Linked DNA regions of Mus musculus: region 2 is linked to region 1. The links are chromatin contacts, found by Hi-C or POLR2A ChIA-PET in ENCODE. All regions are on one chromosome and are shown on one strand. Each heading gives the region's core, a stretch centred on a gene start or an enhancer-like site at or near the end of the contact. The rest is flanking DNA. Distances are from core to core; before and after follow the strand shown.

Region 1 (6,708 bases), core at 1,432-3,931:
CTAGGCTCTACCTACTTAAGTTTCTATATTTCCTCAAAAGTACCACCAATAAGGGACCTTTAAATAAATGAATAGAAGACTCTTCCTATTCAAGGTATATCTCACTTTAAAAAAAAACTCATTAGAGTTCATCCAAATTATAACTGTCATGAATTTCTCTACTATCTATATTGTATTTTCTTGAGAATTCACTAAAATAATTTTCCTCTAAACTTGACTGCATAACCGAAGAAACCCCTACACTATCAAGAATAGTAGTAAAACCTATTTTCTAAACTCAAGACATTTACTTTCTTATTAGAGAGTAAAATTACATGCTAAAACTTTCATACTATATATAACGTGAGAAAATCCCACAAAAATCTCAATTTTAATTTAAAAGAACTTGTAGGATATCCATATGAAATTCTTCACAGGTATAGCCATCAAAAAAGACTATGAGATTCTATACTAACCATTATAAAAGGTGGGTTTTAGTCTCTGAAGTTCTTACCTGTATAATCCATCATCGATTTCCAAAGATTCTGTTGTCATGGTAGGTAAATTTTTACTTGCACTAGGGGGGAAAAAAACCCAAACTATTAAACAGCAAATATGGGTTTTAATTATTCATACTCTATAATGTGAAATTCAATTGTGCATGAAACAAGATTCCCAAGTTACTAAAGGTCTGTACTGGCTGGTTTTGTGTGTCAACTTGACACAGGCTAGAGTTATCACAGAGAAAGGAGCTTCAGTTGGGGAAGTGCCTCCATGAGATCCAGCTATGGGTCATTTTCTCAGTTGGTGATCAAAGGGGGAGGGCCCCTAGTGGGTGGTGCCATCCCTGGGCTGGTAGTCTTGGGTTCTATAAGAGAGCAGGCTGAGCAAGCCAGGGGAAGCAGGCCAGTAAGGAACATCCCTCCATGGCCTCTGCATCAGCTCCTGCTTCCTGACCTGCTTGAATTCCAGTCCTGACTTCCTTTGGTGATCAACAGCAATATGAGAAGCGTAAGCTGAATAAACCGTTTCCTCCCCAACTTGCTTCTTGGTCATGGTTTTGTACAAGAATAGAAACCCTTAGCCGGGCGTGGTGGCGCACGCCTTTAGTCCCAGCACTCGGGAGGCAGAGGCAGGCGGATTTCTGAGTTGGAGGCCAGCCTGGTCTACAAAGTGAGCTCCAGGACAGCCAGGGCTATTCAGAGAAACCCTGTCTCGAAAAACCAAAAAAGAATAGAAACCCTTAGACAAGGTCCTTCCATACAAAATGTATGTTTTCTTAGGTATCATCTTCCTTAGAGTTTTAAAATGTGTTGAAGTTAATTTCACTAACTGTTGCTATGTGCAGTGCTTGCTGTTGAGATTTTTAGAGCAACCAGACACTAACTGCACTGTAAGCACCTCATATAATAAAGTCAGCATATTCACACAACATATACTAAAACTATATATAAACCTGTAGTATCCTATCATTTTGTTTCTATTTTACACACTTTATTGCACTTGCTATTCTATGTTACACACAATGACTTAGGTGGATTAAAGTTCTGACTAAAAATGAGAACGGGGTTATGCTCAGCCGCTTAATGGCTATGGCCAACACTTAAAAAGCTCTGTCTCAATGATTGTTTCGAGAATATGTTCAAAAACAGTCACGCCTGATTGCACATACTTGTAATCTCAGAAATTCAGACGAGGAGGGAGGAAGCCATCTTTGGCAAACTTGGAGCCAGCCTCAGAATCAATATAATAATAATAATAATAATAATAACAACAACAACAACAACAACAACAATAACAAATCATCTGTAAGAGCAACTAAGGGGCAGATATTTGTATTCAATAATATTTCTTAAGTCGATTTTGGCAGCATTGGCCAGGGCAGACAATACTTCCATCCAGTCCTTGAAGTATATGTCTCAATGTGCAATGTAAAGCTAGTAACGTAAGAAATCCATCACTTCTATATTTGGTATGTAATAGTCATATACTGGGTAGGATACAAGCGGGGCTTTCTTAACTGTAAGATGACCAAAAGAGAACTAACGCAAACACTGGAGAGAGTATACCAGGACCCCAACCCCGGAATTTTTGCAGGCTGAGAAAGAAAAACTCCAAGATCCTCAGCGGGAAATAATCCTAGGAACCTTGGGCCCCGCCCCGCGCTCCAACACCCCCGTAGTAAACAGAGAGGATTCTCGGGGTGTCCACACTGCAACGGATTCATCCTGACTTGAGCTCTCAAGAACAGTTTTCCTAAGGAGCACGGCTGGAGGAGGATAGTGCTCCGTGGCGCTGAAGGAAGTGTGCCAAGCAACAGGGGCCACAACCCTCTCCTGAATGACTGGCCGCTCAGAAGTAGTGACCTGAGGGAAGGATGCTGGACCCGACCCGGGAAGAGCCGGTCTCCTCAGAGGAGCGGAGCTGGAGCAGCGAGGGCAGCGCCCACGCCGCCACACCCACCGCCCGCCGGCTCGCTCGCTCGTTCGCCACCTCGCTAGCTCCCTGTGGCTCCGCGCGGCCCCGTGGCCTCCGCGCGCTCCGAGCCGCCGGAACGCGAGAACGGAGCCCGCGTCGGCGTTCCTCCGCTCCTTCCCGCCCAGCCTGCCCCGGGCCAGGCCTCTCACCCGCAGGCTCCCCAGGAGGAGCAGGACGCCTCTTCACAGGAAAGCACAGCCAACGGCTCGGACCGCTCCATCGCCTTCCGACAGACTGACTGCAGCGAGGCGGGGAGGCAGGCGAGGGGGCGGGGCCGCGAGGGTCAAGGGGCGGGCGGCGACGTCACCAGGGGGAGGAGCTGGGGAAAAGTACGCCCAGGACAGGGTTTCCAGTCAGCCCCTGGGACACCTGACTTCCGGTTGGGGCGGGGCAACGGGGCGCGCTTCCTTGCAGGTGAGGGGAGTGCCTACGTGAAGGCTGCTGAGCGCTGAGGGCAAACGCGGAACCAAAACGCGTCACTTCCGGCTGTGAGAGCGTACCGCTCCAGGGGGCTCGACAGCTACCAGATGCTGTTGCCTTGCAAATCCAGAACTGTTACAGTGCCTTGAGGAGATCGCTTTTCTGAACAACAACAACAAAAAGAGGACATTTCCAGGCTGGGATTCCACTTAAAGATTCCATTTAAATTGTTTTGAACATCTATTACTGATCTCTGTAGTCAAGTGACTAAAAAGAGCTGTAAAATTTGGCACTTTCATTTTAAGGGAGGAAAAACAAGGAACTCAAATGATATGATCAAAGACATACAGCCAGTAACTCATATTACCAGTTCTCTGATTGCCGATTTCTCATCTAATTCTTTTTTTTCATTCATTCTCATTTTACCATTTTTAGAAAACAATTGTGTACACACAGTACAATTAAGAATCTTTGTTGTTGTTTTTTTTCGAGACAGGGTTTCTTTGTGCAGCCCTGGCTGTCCTGGAGCTCACTCTGTAGACCAGGCTGGCCTCGAACTCAGAAATCTGCCTGCCTCTGCCTCTTCCTCCCAAGTGCTGGGATTAAGTGTGTGCCACCACGCCCAGCTATTAAGAATCTTTCTAACTGGTGATGTGTTTGACGAAACACTAGCCCAATTTTAAAAATCCGTGTTTGATTATAGACATAGGGCAGCGTTCTGTAAAGTATAACAGGTTTTACTTCAAAATTGTCTTGAAATCACAAAAATGATTTTAGGGTTGGTGGTCACCACAGCACGAGAAGTTGTATGAAAGAGTCACAGCATTATCAGTGAGAACACAGTAGCTTCTCCGGGCAGAGGAACTTTGCTGTATGTTAAAGCATGTTTTTATATTTTTTACTAGCTTTGTGTCTTGACTTTTTCTGTATCTGTTACTGCTATTAGGGAAAATAAATTTTTATTTCCTTAGTCCAAGGAGACCATGGATTTAAGGGAAACTTTTCTAACTTAAAAACTATCTGTCCCTGTTGTATGGCTTGATTGAAAAAAAAAAAAAAAATGTGGCTCCCAACCAGGCAGCATACACTAGCTTGAGGCCCTTGACACATGTACAGCAGAGGACTGCCAGGTCTGGTCTGAGTGAGAGACTTGAGGCCCCAGGGAGTGAGGAGGTCTGGTGGGGAAGGGTGGGGGAGGGGCATCCTCTCGAAGAGGGAAAAGGAGGAGGAGGAGGAGGAGGAATGGGATGAGGAACTGCCAGAGGGCAGACCTGGAGGGGGACTGGACTGTTAAAAAAAAAAAAAAAAAAAAAAAAGATTTAAAAAAAGTAAAATACTAATACTACTAGTATGGCTCAATGCCTGTCATGTCCACTCCTATTCGTTCTCAACCCTGGTGTTAGCTGTCTCTTGTCTTCTTGTCTCTGTCTGTGCTGAGCTGCATCCTAACGCTGCATGTAATCATTCTACTTGCAAACATTTGTTTCTGAATAATTTCAGATTTACAGAAAATTTAGAAAGATAATAGAGAATTTATCTGAATTCTTCAAATAACTTGCCCATTTTGTATTTGGGTGCATTTTTCATGACTTAGAAATTGATATTTGTGTGATACTTAAATCCATACATTTTACTAAGATACCACAGGTTTTTCTGCTAACCATTCCCCTCAGAATCCATTCCAGGATAACAGGAAACATTTACGATGAGCTGATATTACCAAATTTTGTAGGTGAATACTGTGATGTGTATTTTCCTGAAACACATATGCCTGTGCAAATTCTGTAAATCAAAATGTTTACATTATAAATTATATATAACCAACAATCATATTGTTTCTATAATAACAGAACATATCCAAGTCTATTTCTCTTATTTCATACTTCTGAACTATTAAATAATAGCACAGTAAAGATGCTCAATATATAATTTCTTTGACTTACAGAAGACGACTCAGAGATTAAATGGCTCAAATAAATTCATATCATTTTTTTTCATACAACCAGGGCTAGAATTCAGTGTTGTTCCTAGCCTGGTGTTCTGAGAGACTGGACCACCCATTTCACAATTAAAAATTGATTACTAATGTCAAGTCAGCACATTAATACATATGTTCCTGAATTTTGAGCAAGATCTTTTCCCAAGGACGTTCTAAAATTTGAACTGGTTGAAAGCTAACTGTTTAACCCAGAGGTAATTCTTTTGTAAAGGAAAAGTCTTTATTAAAACCTTAATAGTTATGCACTGATTTGAGCTGTGGATCGGAATATGTATGTTGCAGACTGCATGTGCTTACATCACCCAGATTCAGATGTTGAAACCATATTCATGGTGATGGAATTTGAAGATTGCATTGTTCAGAGATGAAAGCTTAGAGATCCCTGTCATCCTTCTGGTCCTATAAGGGCATAGCAAGAGCCAATTTTCCCAGAACCAGAGTGGGCCCTTCCTTATAAGAGATACAAAATCTGTGGGCACTTTGTAGTCTTGAGAAAGGGGGGTTTATGTAAGAGCCTACACAGATTACAGCAATTGAAGATCACAGTGTTTGGAATAGTTTTAAAATGGTTTATAGAATAAAAGAAGAGCAATAGCCATAAGCTTGCAACTTAAATACCAGTTTCAAGGACATTCTAAAAAACAGGTTTTTAGTTTATGTGTGTATTTTGCCTGCATGTATATATGTACACTGCATGTGTTCCTGCTGTATCGGATACCTTGAAAAATGGATTTCTAGCTGGCTGTGAACCTCTCTGTGGGTGCAGATGCTCCGAACTAACCCAGGTCTCCTGGAACAGGAATAAGTGCCCTCAACCACTGAGCCACTTTCCAGCCCGTTCAGGGCATTTTAATTGTTTGATTGTGTACGTGACAGTGTTGGCAGAGAAAAATGTAACAATTATACTGTCACATTTACCTTTTGACTAATAAGGACAAAACCCCTGAAAATCCCTAAATGGGCCTTCAAATTTTCATATCTTTTTTCTGGGTAATATGCTGTCGTTTCATCTGGATCTATCTGTTCTGACTGGGGAAGGGAGGCAATTGAGCAGCCCCCTGAAACAATACCCAGTCCTTATTTAAGAGATTGAGATTTTAGCCACAGTGACTATTCCCCCATAAACTCAACTGTAGTTTAAACTCTTACAGAAAGTGCAGTAGTCACTGGATCAATGGAGGCTTTCTTGCACAGGTATTTGTAGTCCACAGAGCTAAGGTGCTGGAAAAATGAACTCAAGGACCACCAGAGCTACCCTAGGCAGTGCCATTTAGGTCCTTTGTCTCAAAGTGGAAGGATGCATTTTACAGAGTTTAGACGGGAAGATGGTTTTATAGGTGGAATCTCAAGAAAAAGAAGGAAGGAGAGGCCCTGTGTAGGAAGATTGGGTCCCAAACAATGGGCACTGACAAGGACTGGACTCCAGGTTTTCTTAGAACATAGGGAAGAAGCTCTGGAGAGACAACGGGGGAGGGGCAGTCAGTCCAGTCAGTCCCACCTTGTTTCCAGGTGCCTCTTTTGGTTACATCTCCGTTTAGCTCCCTGGCAGTGGAGCTCACTTAACTTGTGTAAAAGGGAAAGAAAGCCAGTGGGAAACACAATTAGGAAAAACGGACTCCACCAGAAGAGAATCAAGTACATTTCTGGCCAAGAACAAGGATTAAGGTTCCTGTTCCTAGGCTGTCTGACCAGTTCCAACTTCCTGTCCTCATCAACACTAACTCATTGGATGCCTTTTGTTTTCTTGACTGAACCAATATGTAAGCCATCTTTCTTTAGCTTCTTTCCTACATGGTTTGATATCCTGATCCTTCAGCTCAGAGGACATCAAA
Region 2 (6,708 bases), core at 1,525-4,024, 2.4 Mb after region 1:
CGAGAATTGACAAATGGGACCTAATGAAACTCCAAAGTTTCTGCAAGGCAAAAGACACTGTCTATAAGACAAAAAGACCACCAACAGACTGGGAAAGGATCTTTACCTATCCTAAATCAGATAGGGGACTAATATCCAACATATATAAAGAACTCAAGAAGGTGGACTTCAGAAAATCAAATAACCCCCTTAAAAAATGGGGCTCAGAACTGAACAAAGAATTCTCACCTGAGGAATACCGAATGGCAGAGAAGCACCTGAAAAAATGTTCAACATCCTTAATCATCAGGGAAATGCAAATCAAAACAACCCTGAGATTCCACCTCACACCAGTGAGAATGGCTAAGATCAAAAATTCAGGTGACAGCAGATGCTGGCGAGGATGTGGAGAAAGAGGAACACTCCTCCATTGTTGGTGGGATTGCAGGCTTGTACAACCACTCTGGAAATCAGTCTGGCGGTTCCTCAGAAAATTGGACATAGTACTACCGGAGGATCCAGCAATACCTCTCCTGGGCATATATCCAGAAGAAGCCCCAACTGGTAAGAAGGACACATGCTCCACTATGTTCATAGCAGCCTTATTTATAATAGCCAGAAACTGGAAAGAACCCAGATGCCCCTCAACAGAGGAATGGATACAGAAAATGTGGTACATCTACACAATGGAGTACTACTCAGCTATTAAAAAGAATGAATTTATGAAATTCCTAGCCAAATGGATGGACCTGGAGAGCATCATCCTGAGTGAGGTAACACAATCACAAAGGAACTCACACAATATGTACTCACTGATAAGTGGATACTAGCCCAAAACCTAGGATACCCACGATATAAGATACAATTTCCTAAACACATGAAACTCAAGAAAAATGAAGACTGAAGTGTGGACACTATGCCCCTCCTTAGAAGTGGGAACAAAACACCCATGGAAGGAGTTACAGAAACAAAGTTTGGAGCTGAGATGAAAGGATGGACCATGTAGAGACTGCCATATCCAGGGATCCACCCCATAATCAGCATCCAAACGCTGACACCATTGCATATACTAGCAAGATTTTATCGAAAGGACCCAGATGTAGCTGTCTCTTGTGAGACTATGCCGGGGCCTAGCAAACACAGAAGTGGATGCTCACAGTCAGCTAATGGATGGTTCACAGGGCTCCCAATGGAGGAGCTAGAGAAAGTACCCAAGGAGCTAAAGGGATCTTCAACCCTATAGGTGGAACAACATTATGAACTAACCAGTACCCCTGAGCTCTTGACTCTAGCTGCATATGTATCAAAAGATGGCCTAGTCGGCCATCACTGGAAAGAGAGGCCCATTGGACACGCAGACTTTGTGTGCCCCGGTACAGGGGAACGCCAGGGCCAAAGGGGGGGAGTGGGTGGGTAGGGGAGTGGGGGTGGGTGGGTAAGGGGGACTTTTGGTATAGCATTGGAAATGTAAATGAGCTAAATACCTAATAAAAAATGGAAAAAAAAAAAAAAGAAAAAAAAGACAAGACCCCATGTGGTATGCATAATCACGACTTTGTATATCCTTTTAAATAAGGAAGCTGACATAAAAGGTCATACATTTGAGATAGCTTAGGTGGTAGCCCTGTCTACTAAGCTTGACACCAGTTCGATTCTCTTAGACCCATATGTCACTTCTCCCATTTGACTGAGTTTTCTGTTTGGTGTACCCGTGCGCCCTCCTAAACCACAAGGTCTCCTATTTTGGCCTTTATCTCTTTTCCTTTTCCTCTTCTTCCTCTTCCCTCCTCTTTCCTCCTCCCCACTTCTTCTCCCCTTCTCCCTCTCTCCCCTCTCCCTCTTCTTTCTCTTCTCCTCCCCTCCCTTGTTAAATCTATTTTGCTCATTTCCTTCCTTCATTCTCCTCTCTCCTCTCCCCTCCCTCCCTTGTTAAATCTATTTTGCTCATTTCCTTCCTTTATTCTCCCCTCCCCTCCCCCCCCCCATCTCTGCCTAAAACGCTGCCACGGAAGTTTGGTGCTTGATCAATGTTGAAGAACACAACAATGAATAATCATTAAATGTTGCAACCCAATTCTATACATAGGAGGCTGTCCGCGGCTGACAGCCTCACAGTTTTCCAGAACGTCTAGAAAAGCGAAGCTATTCCAGTAGAAGGACACCGCGCGTCTTTTACTCTTCCCGGTTACATCGTCCCCAAAAAACCCCGAAGTCCTCTCTCGGGTCGCCTAAAAGCAGAGACTCGCCGCGCGGGGCCCGGAAACGCGGCGCCTACGGTAGCAACTCCCAGGCAAAAACAGAGAAAAGCACCAATCCGGGAGGCTGAGGCTGACAACATGGCGAGTCCCGGCTTCAGAAGTCAAGACAGACAAAAAACAAAACTAAACAAAACACAAACAAAACCCTGACTAACTTCCACTCTGGCAAACGGAGAACACGAAACCGTGAGCTGGGCAACTATCTAGCGTGGCCCAGTGGGCGCCCTGCCGACGCGTGGGAACGTAGATGCCCCGCGCCCTCTGTCGGCCGCGGGCTGTCTCGCGGCGTCCCTGGCGGGATTCCGGCTTCACGCCGGAAGTCACCAGAGAGAGAGAGAGCTCGGAAGTAGCCACAAAAGGATCCGCGGAACGGAAATATCCTTGGCCTAGCGTTCCTACCCGGAAGTTTTCATTCGCCGGAACCGACTGGTTTTTAAAAAGACACGGCGGCGGGATTACGCTGGGGGGGGGGGGGGGAGCGGAAGTTTAGGCGCGCGCGCTGCGCGGAGAGCACCCTGGGAGCGGAAGGAAACAGGCCTTTCCCAGACTCTCTGCTCCGGTGGTCACCGACTTGGGTTCGCGGAGCGTGCTGGTGCTGAAAGCCTCCGCTTGCCGGCATCATTCTGGGCGGAGGTCAGAAGTGGCGGAAATCGCGGCGTCGCTTGGGAACCCGGGACCGCTGGTGAGCCATGGTGAAGAAATCACGGCGGCGTGGAGCGGCTCAGTGGGCCGCCGTGCGGGCCCAGGCAGGTCTCACCGCCACGGACGAAAATGAGGACGACTTGGGGTTGCCGCCCTCTCCAGGGGACTCCAGCTACTACCAAGACCAGGTAGATGAGTTCCATGAAGCGCGATCTCGGGCAGTCCTGGCCAAGGGCTGGAACGAAGTCGAGAGTGGGGAGGAGGATGGCGATGAGGAGGAAGAGGTGCTACCTCTAGATATTGATGATGGAGATGACGAAGATGGAGAGAGTTCGGAGGAGGAGGAGGTTGGAGAGGATGATGACGGCGGAAGCTCCGTGCAGAGTGAGGCTGAGGCCTCTGTGGACCCTAGCTTGTCCTGGGGTCAGAGAAAAAAGCTTTATTACGATACGGACTATGGTTCCAAATCCCGAGGCCGTCAGAGTCAGCAAGAAGTAGAAGAGGAGGAAAGAGAAGAAGAGGAGGAGGCACAGATAATTCAGCGGCGCTTGGCCCAAGCCCTGCAAGAGGATGATTTTGGAGTCGCTTGGGTGGAGGCCTTTGCAAAGCCGGTGCCCCAGGTAGACGAAGCTGAGACAAGGGTTGTGAAGGATTTGGCTAAAGTCTCGGTAAAAGAGAAGCTGAAAATGTTGAAGAAAGAATCACCAGAGCTCTTAGAGCTCATAGAAGACCTCCAAGCCAAGTTGACAGAGGTGAAGGATGAGTTAGAACCCTTGTTACAGTTGGTGGAGAAAGGGGTCATTCCAACTGGAAGAGGAAGCGAATACCTGAAGACTAAGTATAATCTCTACTTGAACTATTGCGCCAACATTAGCTTTTATTTGATCTTAAAAGCCCGGAGAGTCCCTGCACATGGACATCCTGTTATAGAAAGGCTTGTTACCTACAGAAATCTGATCAACAAGCTGTCGGTTGTGGATCAGAAACTGTCCTCTGAAATCCGTCACCTCCTCACAGCCAAGGATGGTGCTGTAAAGAAAGAAATGACTCCAAAAGCAAAATTAACCAAAACCAAGCCCAAGTCTGTAAAGCAGGCTGCTGCTGTTGCCCTGACTGATGAGCCTGATTTTGATGGGGCTGCTCTCAAGTACTATAAGGAAATGGAAGACAGGCAAGAGTTGAAGAGAAAGAAGGAAGAAAACAGTGCTGAAGAACAGGCTCTCGAAGAACAAAATGCAAAGAGAGCCATTACCTACCAGATTGCTAAAAATAGGGGACTTACACCCAGGAGAAAGAAGATTGATAGAAATCCCAGAGTGAAACATAGGGAAAAGTTCAGAAAAGCCAAAATCCGACGACGAGGCCAGGTTCGTGAAGTTCGCAGAGAAGAACAGCGGTACAGTGGTGAACTCTCTGGCATTCGTGCTGGAGTTAAGAAGAGCATTAAGCTTAAGTAAAGTTGCTCTTTGGCCTAGCTTTTGGCAATTATTTTAGGTCAATAAAAAGTGTTTTGAAGTAAAGTGATTGTGTTTGTAATACCTATTTTTTTTTCTTTAAGTTTAAAATTTGTTGTCAGCAGGGAATTAGGGGTTGCTGCTTTGGGCTTTGTTGGTTGGTCTTTTGTACTGGGTGCTGAGAACTTGAACCTGGAGCCTGTGCATAACTAACCAAGCACTCATACAAGTGAGCTGTCTCCAGCCCGGGGTTGCTACTTTATTCATCCATTAAAGTCCTACTAAGAATTGTAATTGGAGGGTAAAAAAACTGTGTAATATTTTAGCACATTAGCCTAGAAAGTTTCCCCACCTAGTTGTGCAGTGTTAATGAAATTAACACTTTAACACTTTTATATAAGTTTTCATGTGGAGACAATGAAAACCTTTGACAGTCATGGGGGGGGGGTTGTTTGTTTCTTTTTTGTAAGATAGCCTGCAAAAGTGATCTAACAGATTTCAATTATAATTGTAATTCTTGGGACAGAATATTTGTACATATGCATTTACCGTGCATCTGTGGTAAAAAGCAGCTTTGGTTAAATGTGACAGAAAGGATAATTGCACCAATTGTATTTTTTTAATAATCCTTTTTATGGTAACTAAGGTAGAAATTCCATATCCCCTCTGCTGGTGATTGGTGGTGGTTGCTATTTGATTCTCAGTTTGCTGGGAATTTTAAGGTTAAACTTGCTCTAAGCAATTGTCTACTCTCTGTACAAAGATGATGTGGTTGTAATAGTCACGGATAAAGACGCTACAATTCTAAGTTGAGCTGATTTGGTGGGTTGGGGCCCTTGTTCTGCAAACATGCAGACCTGAATTTGAGTTCTAAACAACAACAGTTACCTGTGCCTGTAGCCCCAGTTTTGGGAAGAGGAGATAGGTAGATCCCAGTAACTCACTGGCCTGCCAGGCTAGCCAAAAGCAAGCTTCCAGCTCAGTGAGGGACCAATCAAGGCAGAAAGGTCAGAGGAAGGCACCAAGGTACCCTGCTCCTGCATGAGTGCATTTCACTTGGCCCTATTATCCACATTTTGAAAATGAGGAAATTTGGAGCAGAGAGAATTAACTTTGTCAAAATCACAAAGCTTTTATGCATCACAGGCAGGATTTCAGCCCAGCCTTGCTAGCTTTAGAGCTTAACTCCTTTTCAGATGAAGTAGAAAAGCATACATTTTGAAGTTTCCTAGGTGATTTTGAGTAAATCGAGTTTCATTTTCTTCATCTCTTAGGATAACTGTTAGGATACCAGCAGACTGATTAGACCACTTGAATTTTAAACCAAAGTCTTATTTAGTAGCTATGACTTTAAACAAAATACTTGGTGTCTGTGTGCCTCCGTTCTATTTTTGTTGGGTAAAACCAGGATAGTGGGGCCTAAGGATGTAGGTTTTAGTGTAATGCCTGGTTTCCAGGGAAGCCTTGGGTTAAGTCCTCAGTCCTGCTTATCTCTTATGATAGACGTGGGGGCCAGCTTATATAATTCCAGCTTGATTATTTGTTGTTTCTGGGTTTTTGGGGTTTTTTTTTTGAGACAGGGTTTCTCTGTATAGCCCTGGCTGTCCTGGAACTCACTTTGTAGACCAGGCTGGCCTCGAACTCAGAAATCTGCCTGCCTCTGCCTCCTCTGAGTGCTGGGATTAAAGGCATGCGCCACCACGCCCGGCAATTCCAGCACTTGAAATGCAAGTGTCAAGATGAGAAGTTTTTCAGGGATATTCAGCAGTTCAAAGCCAGGTTGAACTGGCTAAGAGTAGTGCCTACTTTGGAGGACTTAGGAGAATTAAGTGAACTGATACATGAAATATTTAGAACATCTGTTACATAGGTGTCACCTAATGAGTGTTGTGTCATCGGTACCAAGTTAATGTCCTACATGGGACTCCTAAGTGAAATGTTTCCTTATTTAGCCAGCTTCTGTGAGCCCCAGATGGCTCTGGCTTTAACAGGCACTCCAGGAGATTCTGATTCAGATGGAACACTGCAAAGTCCTAGGCTGAGCATACAGTTTATAATAGTAGGCTGTTAGCTACAAGAATGAGGTAGGAAACAAAAACTGGATAGTACTAGAGAAACTCCAATCAGTGGAGTTTTTTCCTCTAGAACTATAGAAGAAATCACAGTTTATACCTTGTCAGTAAGTAGTTCAGCTCTATGAAACCAGAAGCCCATAGGTTTGGCTAAAAAATAATAATTAATTTGGGGTGGAGGGGACTGAGAGTTCAGTGCTAGAGCGCTTACCTAGAGCGCGGTCAATCCAAGAACTGTAAGGCAACCACAGTACAACTGAAGGGTTGGAAGGATGGTGCAGGAGGACTGTCATAAACACATAG

The links. Hi-C counts contacts between places; a loop is a spot of excess contacts on that map. ChIA-PET counts read pairs that join two places held with the same protein, here RNA polymerase II (POLR2A).
Region 2: a loop to region 1 is called in a map of left cerebral cortex, with 11 times the contacts of the local background. The contact joins the promoter of Utp3 here to the promoter of Uba6 in region 1. A Hi-C loop is called at or near these places in 4 of 37 maps with a recorded cell type or tissue (T-helper 17 cell, adrenal gland, left cerebral cortex and 1 more). POLR2A ChIA-PET finds 5 or more read pairs at or near these places in 1 of 5 experiments (embryonic stem cell).

What each region holds. Positions count from the first base shown.
Region 1 is chr5:86,170,062-86,176,769 of GRCm38, forward strand. Uba6 (ubiquitin-like modifier activating enzyme 6) reads right to left here and starts at 2,682. Exons shown (of 33, transcript NM_172712.2): 1 at 2,607-2,682; 2 at 494-556. The coding sequence starts at 2,677.
Region 2 is chr5:88,551,688-88,558,395 of GRCm38, forward strand. Utp3 (UTP3 small subunit processome component) reads left to right here and starts at 2,775. Exons shown (of 1, transcript NM_023054.2): 1 at 2,775-4,403. The coding sequence starts at 2,927. The coding sequence ends at 4,336.